Regions from separate parts of the Mus musculus genome. Here region 2 is linked to region 1. A link is a contact called in ENCODE POLR2A ChIA-PET data. All regions are on one chromosome and are shown on one strand. Each heading gives the region's core, a stretch centred on a gene start or an enhancer-like site at or near the end of the contact. The rest is flanking DNA. Distances are from core to core; before and after follow the strand shown.

Evidence for each region. ChIA-PET counts read pairs that join two places held with the same protein, here RNA polymerase II (POLR2A).
Region 2: POLR2A ChIA-PET joins it to region 1 with 10 read pairs in embryonic stem cell. The contact joins the promoter of Slc35e2 here to the promoter of Mib2 in region 1. POLR2A ChIA-PET finds 5 or more read pairs at or near these places in 4 of 5 experiments (Patski and embryonic stem cell).

What each region holds. Positions count from the first base shown.
Region 1 is chr4:155,667,048-155,670,929 of GRCm38, forward strand. Mib2 (mindbomb E3 ubiquitin protein ligase 2) reads right to left here and starts at 2,172. Exons shown (of 20, transcript NM_001369164.1): 1 at 1,527-2,172; 2 at 1-122.
Region 2 is chr4:155,600,057-155,603,602 of GRCm38, forward strand. Slc35e2 (solute carrier family 35, member E2) reads left to right here and starts at 1,360. Exons shown (of 9, transcript NM_177186.4): 1 at 1,360-1,682.

The sequences.
Region 1 (3,882 bases), core at 922-3,421:
AGGCATTTAGTTGCTACTTCCTGGGCCACAAATTGGCTCAGCCACCAAAACTTCCTGTGAGAAACTAGCAGCCATTGCCAACACAGAATACAGCAAACCAAACAGGAAGTCAGGGAGCCAGGCTGGGGAAAGATCATTTTAGAGGCAGTTTTACACACAGTATTTACTACCAAAACTAGATAGTGACCATTCTGCCTGCTGTTGCTACCAGTGTTCCTTCCTTAAACAAACAAACTTTCTTCTTCTCTCTCTCTCTCTTTTTTTTTTAATGTGGCCTTCATTAGCCTGGATCTCACTATACAGACCAAATTCCTTTCAAGTGTTGGGATTAAAAGAATCTGTGGGGGTGCTGGTGAGATGGCTTAGTGGTTAAGAGCACCGACTGCTCTTCCGAAGGTCCTGAGTTCAAATCTCAGCAACCACATGGTGGCTCACAACCATCCATAACGAGATCTGACTCCCTCTTCTGGTGTGTCTGAAGACAGCTACAGTGTACTTACATATAATTAATAAATAAATCTTTGGGGGTAAAAAAAGCATTTGTGGGACACCATGCCAGGACATTTAATAGGTCAGAATTATCAGGACAATGTAGGGGGATGCTGCCCCTTATTATATGAATATTTTATTGGGAATCTCCAATCAGCCACAAAAATTAAGTCATGGGCTGGTGAGATGGCTCAGTGGGTAAGAGCACCCGACTGCTCTTCCGAAGGTTCAGAGTTCAAATCCCAGCAACCACATGGTGGCTCACAACCATCCATAACAAGATCTGACTCCCTCTTCTGGATTGTCTGAAGACAGCTACAGTGTACTTACATATAATAAATAAATGAATCTTTAAAAAAAAATTAAGTCATGTTATAGTATAAAAGTTAGCAGATTGCCTTTATTCAAATGAATAAAACTACATGACATAGAGAGGATTCAGGACTCGAGTATATCTCCCTATACCTCTGGTGGTGTCGGAGATACTGTTGAATTGAAAAATGTCTAACAAAACTGGTTCATCAGAGGCCCCTACTAGGCAGGTGGATGTCCTAGATGCTAGTAGAATCAAACAAGAATGTCAACTGAAGACACAGAGGCCAGGAAACCAGATCTACCCTGCACCAAGACATCTGCTGGGGGACATCATTAAGGTTCAGGGGTATCATGGCTACTAATCTCTGGGGAACTCTAGGTACACTGTAGCTTGGGGTTCACCACCCTGCCTAGGGCTGACCTTGGGTGGGATAATGACATTCAGATACTTGTTGCATCAGAAGCAACAGGCCACAGTGGAATATATAGCCAGGAGACATTCTATAAGCAGCCAATCTTGCTCTGTCCCCAAGCCCACTAGCTCCTTAAGAGCCTTCCTGGCATCTCTGCTTTTCTTATTGGTTCTGAACCCAAAGGAGGCAGAAAGGACGATTTCTCACTGCCCAGTCCACTCAAGCACATTTAAACAGAAACACAAACCCTGACACATCAGACGGCATCCTCAAGAGAAACAAACCAAACCCGAACTGTCAAGCGCTCACCTGTCTGGAGGTCCAGTGTCCCCCACCCGCCTTGAGAATCGGGCAGGAGCCCTGATGCTTGGAGACTTGGGACTGGCCTCCGCCGTGCTGACCTTCCTCTCTGAAAGCCCCAGGAGATCCAAACCTATGGCCAGGGGTGCTGAGACGCAGTTAACATCTGAGAAGGGACAGAGGCCGCTGGTCGCCTTAAAAAGCTCCCATGGGTCTGGTGGCTGGGACACGCTGCATCACCCCCACGCACCGAGAACGCGCAACGGGCACGAGCTGGGTCCAGGGGGAGAAGCACCAAAAGCCCGTCGCGCTGAAGGGCCGAGGTCAGCCAACAAAACCGCAGCCCCGTCAGGACGATCAGGACCCCTAGGCCCCGTGCCACCGCCCCCGTCGCTGGGAGGACGCCCGGCCCGGCCCCCCACTTGCCAAGAGTTTCCGCGCTCGTTCGGCCCAGGAATACCCGCCCCTGAGCAGCGCAGAGGCTGACAGTGGAGCCTCGGCTCGCCACCGAGACGCCAGCTGCAGCCCGCCGTCCTCCGCCCCCTAACAGTGTTTAGCAAGGCCGCCTCTCTTGCGCTAGCCCACCAGGGAGCCCCACCACGGCTCCCCGACTACAGTCGCGGGGCGCCGCACAGATTGCCGGGAGCTGTAGTTTGCAGAGCCAGCCCGGGGGCGGGACAGACGACTCCCAGGAGGCTCTGCGCGTGACGCACTATGCTTAGGGTCAGGGGGCGGGGCTTATAGCTACCAAGGCACCCCGAGCATGACGTACACGTCTGGTCTGGTAGCAAAGGGACCGACGGACGCGTTATGCATGGTCAGCGGGAGCTCTGTTTCTCTAAAGAAGAAACTGGAAATGCCTGCGTCTCGGCATTCTTGGAACAGAGAGGGAGCGTTGAAAGGGGATGGGCGCAAAGTCGCACCCGGAAGTGCGTGTGGGCGGAGCCAGCCCTGCACAGGTCTCCTGCGCAGTACTAGTTCCCAGGACGCTCTCTGTTGCCTTGGAGACAGAAGTTTCGGGTGACGTCTTGCCTGAAATGGGTGGGGTTTCCAGAGATGTAGCGAAAACGCATCCAAAGTAATTCTTTTGGCTTTTTTTTTTCTTTTTGAAATAAGGTTTCACTATGTAGCAACGTGTAGCAACATATTGCAACATAGCCTGGGCCTCACTATGTTGATCCTGCTGACCCCGAGCTCATGGAGCCCCACCTGCTTCTGCCTCGAGAGTGCTGGAAATTAAAGCATGCACTACCACACCCTGCACGACTTAATTTATTTTATAATCAGAGTTGCGCCCATCTTTTTTCTTTTGTTTTCCTATCCTCTATCTGGAGCGGGGTGGGAATCAACTCAGACCTACTGAGCAACCCCCTACCCAGCTACTGATTTTAGTCCTACAGGCATAAAGTTAACAAGCAGTCATCCTGGCCTTTGTGTTTATAAACAGTATACTGCCTTGATTTACATGTATTAGACAGTTCTATGAAGTTCCTCAGACCACAACAACATAGTTCTCCAGCAACTCTCCCCACAAGCTTTGCCCCCATGTGCAAGTTACCTCCATATGTATTGTAACTGTCCCCTCACCAGCTTGCTGTCTAGGTGTATTCCACTGCTGCACACTACCACATATGAACCCAGTCTATTCCGGCACAATCGTAATTGTTCTTTGTTCTTTTCTTTACATTTATTTATTTTTGTTGAGGGAGGGGACACCAGTGCCATAAGCTGTAACCTCCCCCAGCCTGAAACAAGCTGATCCAGACCTTGACCTTGAGGCCACTAGGGAGATTACCTGGGGTGGAGCCTTCCTGCCTAGATGGCTCTATTGTTCTGCCACCTGCCACTGCTCCTCCAAGACACTGCTACCTGCTGAGAGGCCGCTGAGATATACCTGAAGAACACCCTATCCTGCAAGTCGCCTACAGGCTGGCTCCAGACACCAGAAATGGACTGGCAGGGGATGGGCCTTCCCTGTTATGAGCACACTCTCTTAGTAAACTGGCGGGCCTTGAACAGAATCATGTCTTGGTCTCCATTAATTTCTCTCGAAGTCTAGTCTCTTTCAGCCCCAGCCTGCCTCCCAGGTGTAGGCCCAAGTGGGCCGCGGGCCGGTATACAACAATAACCTACATGTGCAGTCAGAGGCTCATGCAAGCGTCTTTGCCTGCTAAGTCATTTTACAGGCTATTTTTATTTTGAGACAGCATCTTACTTTTGCCCAGGTTGACCTCCAACACTGTAGCTCTGTAGTCCTACAATCTTAGCCTTTCAAGTGCTGGGGTTTAGGGACTAAGTCACCTCTTCTAGCTCCAGCCTAGAATGTGTTCCCAGGTTTCTAGTTTGTTTGAGTGGGTGGTTGGTT
Region 2 (3,546 bases), core at 110-2,609, 68 kb before region 1:
TACTAGTTGAACCAGGCATAGTAACACATGCTTGTCATCTGAGCACTGTGGGGTAAGAGCAAGGTCAGGGTCAGCCCTGGCTGTACATCAAATCCGAAGCCAGCCAGGGATACACCAGCCCTGTCTCAAAACAAAACAAATACAAAACAACAATGACCAAATAAAACAACTCAATTAAAAAATGCTTACATAGGTGCGCATAATTCCAGAGTGTGAGAGGCAGAGATGTCTATTTCTGTGAGTTCAAGACTAGCCTGATGTACACAGTGAGTTCCAGGCCAGACAGGGGTACATAGTGAGACACTATCTTTTTTTTTTTTTTTTTTTTTTTCGAGACAGGGTTTCTCTGTGTAGCTCTGGCTGTCCTAGAACTCACTTTGTAGACCAGGCTGGCCTCGAACTCAGAAATTCCCCTGCCTCTGCCTCCTGAGTGCTGGGATTAAAGGTGTGTGCCACCATGCCGGCTCAGTGAGACACTATCTTAAAAGACAAAAACAAACAAAGGAAAGAACCCAACAACAACAAAATTCTTGCGTAAGTTTCTGAGTTGAGTTTCATTTTTAAAAATCGTTAAAACTTGGCTTGTGGTTAGGACAGAATTTCCAACTGATACGGTTCTAAAACATACGTCAATTCAACAAAATCAAACACACTTTGGTTTTGATAAAATCAAAACATCAACTCTGAAAAATGCTGAAGATACTCTATGTCCAGTGGTATGGGATATTCAGTCAAGATTTAATGATCTGTGCGAAAATTTAAAAAGCACATCTTCTCATTCGTAAGCCAGTTTGCCTTTGCTTTTAAGTGGTAAAACTGCACTGTGCCATTGTGTTCTAAAGACTTGTTTTTTGTTTGCTGAGACAGGGTCTCTCTACATAGACCTGGTTGTCCAGGAACTCACTAAGTGGACCAGGCTGGTCTCCGGCACCGGGCAAAGAATTGTTTTAAGATAGACTTAAGGTTGATTATCAGTAAACGTTTGATTTGCATATGGAAAGGGTTTTCTAGTGGAAAAGGTTTAAGAAGCTCCAACTCACTGTGCGAGATCTGAAGGAGAAACCTTACTAGTTTTCAAACAACCAAGAAAAAAACAAAGGAAGGTTTCACCAAAAGCAGAGCTGAGGCAAGGCACAACCTCAAACCTCTCCACAAAATGACCTTCAGGGATAAAAGGGGCCAGGAAGCATCTCACAGCCGGCGGCTACTTGGGGAGATCAGGCGACAGAGCAAGCGTCCTGCAGGAAGGCGGGGCCTCTGAGGCTCGACCAATGAGCGCCCCGTCGCTATGCTGCTGGCCCCGCCCCCATGGTGCTGACCCCGCCCCCATCCCGGCAGCGTCCAAGACTCGGAGAGCACGGGGGTTCCTCGCACGTTCGCCACTGAGCGCTTCTCGTCTTGTGACTTTCTGGTCAGATTTTAGGATCCTTGAAATCAAGCCCCTGGGTCTGACCTAGAGGGCGGCACCTTCGCGGCCTCAGAGGATTGGCTCCTTCACCTTGGTCTCGGTGGAACGTTCCGGAATGTACCACAGGCCAGAGGAGCGACACCTGCACGCTGGCCCAGCATGGCGGACCCCGCAGAGGTGGGACGCTCCGGAGGCGCCCACAGGAGGCCGCAAGGCGGTGCTGTGGCCCCGCATCGTCGCCCGCCCCGTGGTTTGCGGTGGGCCGCTACGGAAGGTGCGAACGCGCCGTGAGGGTGTCCTGGCTCCCCGTGGTGGGCCGCGGTGGAACGTTCTGGAAGGTGCCATTGTGTGCCTGTGTGGAGTGTGTCCTTCCCCCCCCCCCCGTAACAGCTTCCGGTGCGTCACGTCCGGCTCTCTCCCCGCCCACCCGTGTGTGTGTCCCAAATCTAAACCCTTAGGAGGGCTGTGGGAGGGCTCGCGGCTCTCGCCCTTGACTCTGGACCGCTCTGCCTAAAGCTGCTCGGCCCCGAGGCGGGCGCGGGCTGCATCTTCCGTGGGCGTGGGCTGAGGCTCTGCATAAACTCCAGTGGCAGCCCCAGAACTGAACCCCATCGGGGGCCGGGGGCATCCCGTCCTGGAGTCAGCCCGGGTTGGCACCGGGCGCGCAGGTGGCGGGCTTCGCCGGGCTGGACGCACAGGTAGGGTGGGGACAGTGATGGGCACCGGGGCGGGGGGATCGCGGGCGGGCTGTGACTGCAGCAGGCGCCGGAAAGGAAGCGATACCCAATGACAGGTGCAGGCACCCTGTCATCTGTCGGCGTGTACTGATTTTGCCTCCCCAAACGTCTTATTTTGTGCCGTGGAATGGGCGACTCAGCCAGGTCCCAAGCCTCAACTTTATTTTAGCCTGCCAGCGGTTTTTCTCCAACCGGTACTTTTCAGGCATGAAACAGGCTCTTTGCAGCATTGATGTTTTGAACCCTTGAAATGCAAAATAAAACAAAAAGTAAAACTGCAGACTGGGGGTGGGGGTGGGGGGGCCCTTGTTCAGTGTTTGTCTAGTCGCCCGCTCATGGGATGAATGTACTCTATTAAAAAAAACTGGAAAATAATTTTTTGTGCTTTTTTTTCTTTTTCTTTTTTCTTTTAAGACAGGATCTTTACAGGGTAGCCCAGTCTGGCCTTAAACTTGTGACCCTCCTGCCTCATCCTCTCAGTACCGCAATTATGGGACTGTACTACAAGTATCCCTGGTTGCAGAGCACATTTGAAAGCACACCGAGAGAATTTTAAATAGCAAAAGAAGGCCCATTAAGTGAAGAGATAGGAAGGCTTTTATATTAAAGTGATTCATTTCCAGTGCAGAAGATGGAGAGACAGAACAACATGAAGGACCTGTCCACAAGATGGAGATCCTGTGGCTGGTAATGTGGATGTCCCCAACTGTTTATGTCTTAATCTGAGCACACCACACCAGTGATCCTGAAAAGATCCATTCTTCAGAAGTGATAAACACTATCATAAAGCCACAGGGTGCAATGTGCTACTTTAGTCAGGAGTGAGTGACTGTCCCTTCCGTACAAATTCTTCACTACTGAGTGAAGTGTCACTGTTAGAAGCAGGATGGGGGGCAGATTGTGAGCCCATGCAGGCCCTTTTCTGAGTTATTATTTCCCTTAGATAAACTTTTAGACATGCATGGTACTTGGAGACTTGATGTATTGTTTTCATTAAATAACCACTAACCAGTCCAGATGTCTTGGCCAAGTATTTGAGTACCTCAGTCCTCTGTTTCAGAACAAACATTTCCTTATATCTAACCCTATTCTCCCCCTTCCTGTCCCTCCATTTTCTATTGGGGATTGAATCTAGGGCTTTGCTAGGCTAGCCCTCTACCAGTGGTCTGTCCTCCACTAAAAGTTTGAGTGACCCCATTATTTATGTCATGGCACATATGTGGATGTGGAATGTGAGAAAGTCTCTTTACTCCCTGAGCCATTGCACCAGCCTAGACCCGCGCCCCCCACCCCCAGCAAGGGCTGGTTCACCCCTCCCCCCCAAAGCAAGCAGCCCAGACATTCTTAACCTGGGGTCCATGGAACTAGAATATGGAAAGATATAATGCTGAATGGGATAAA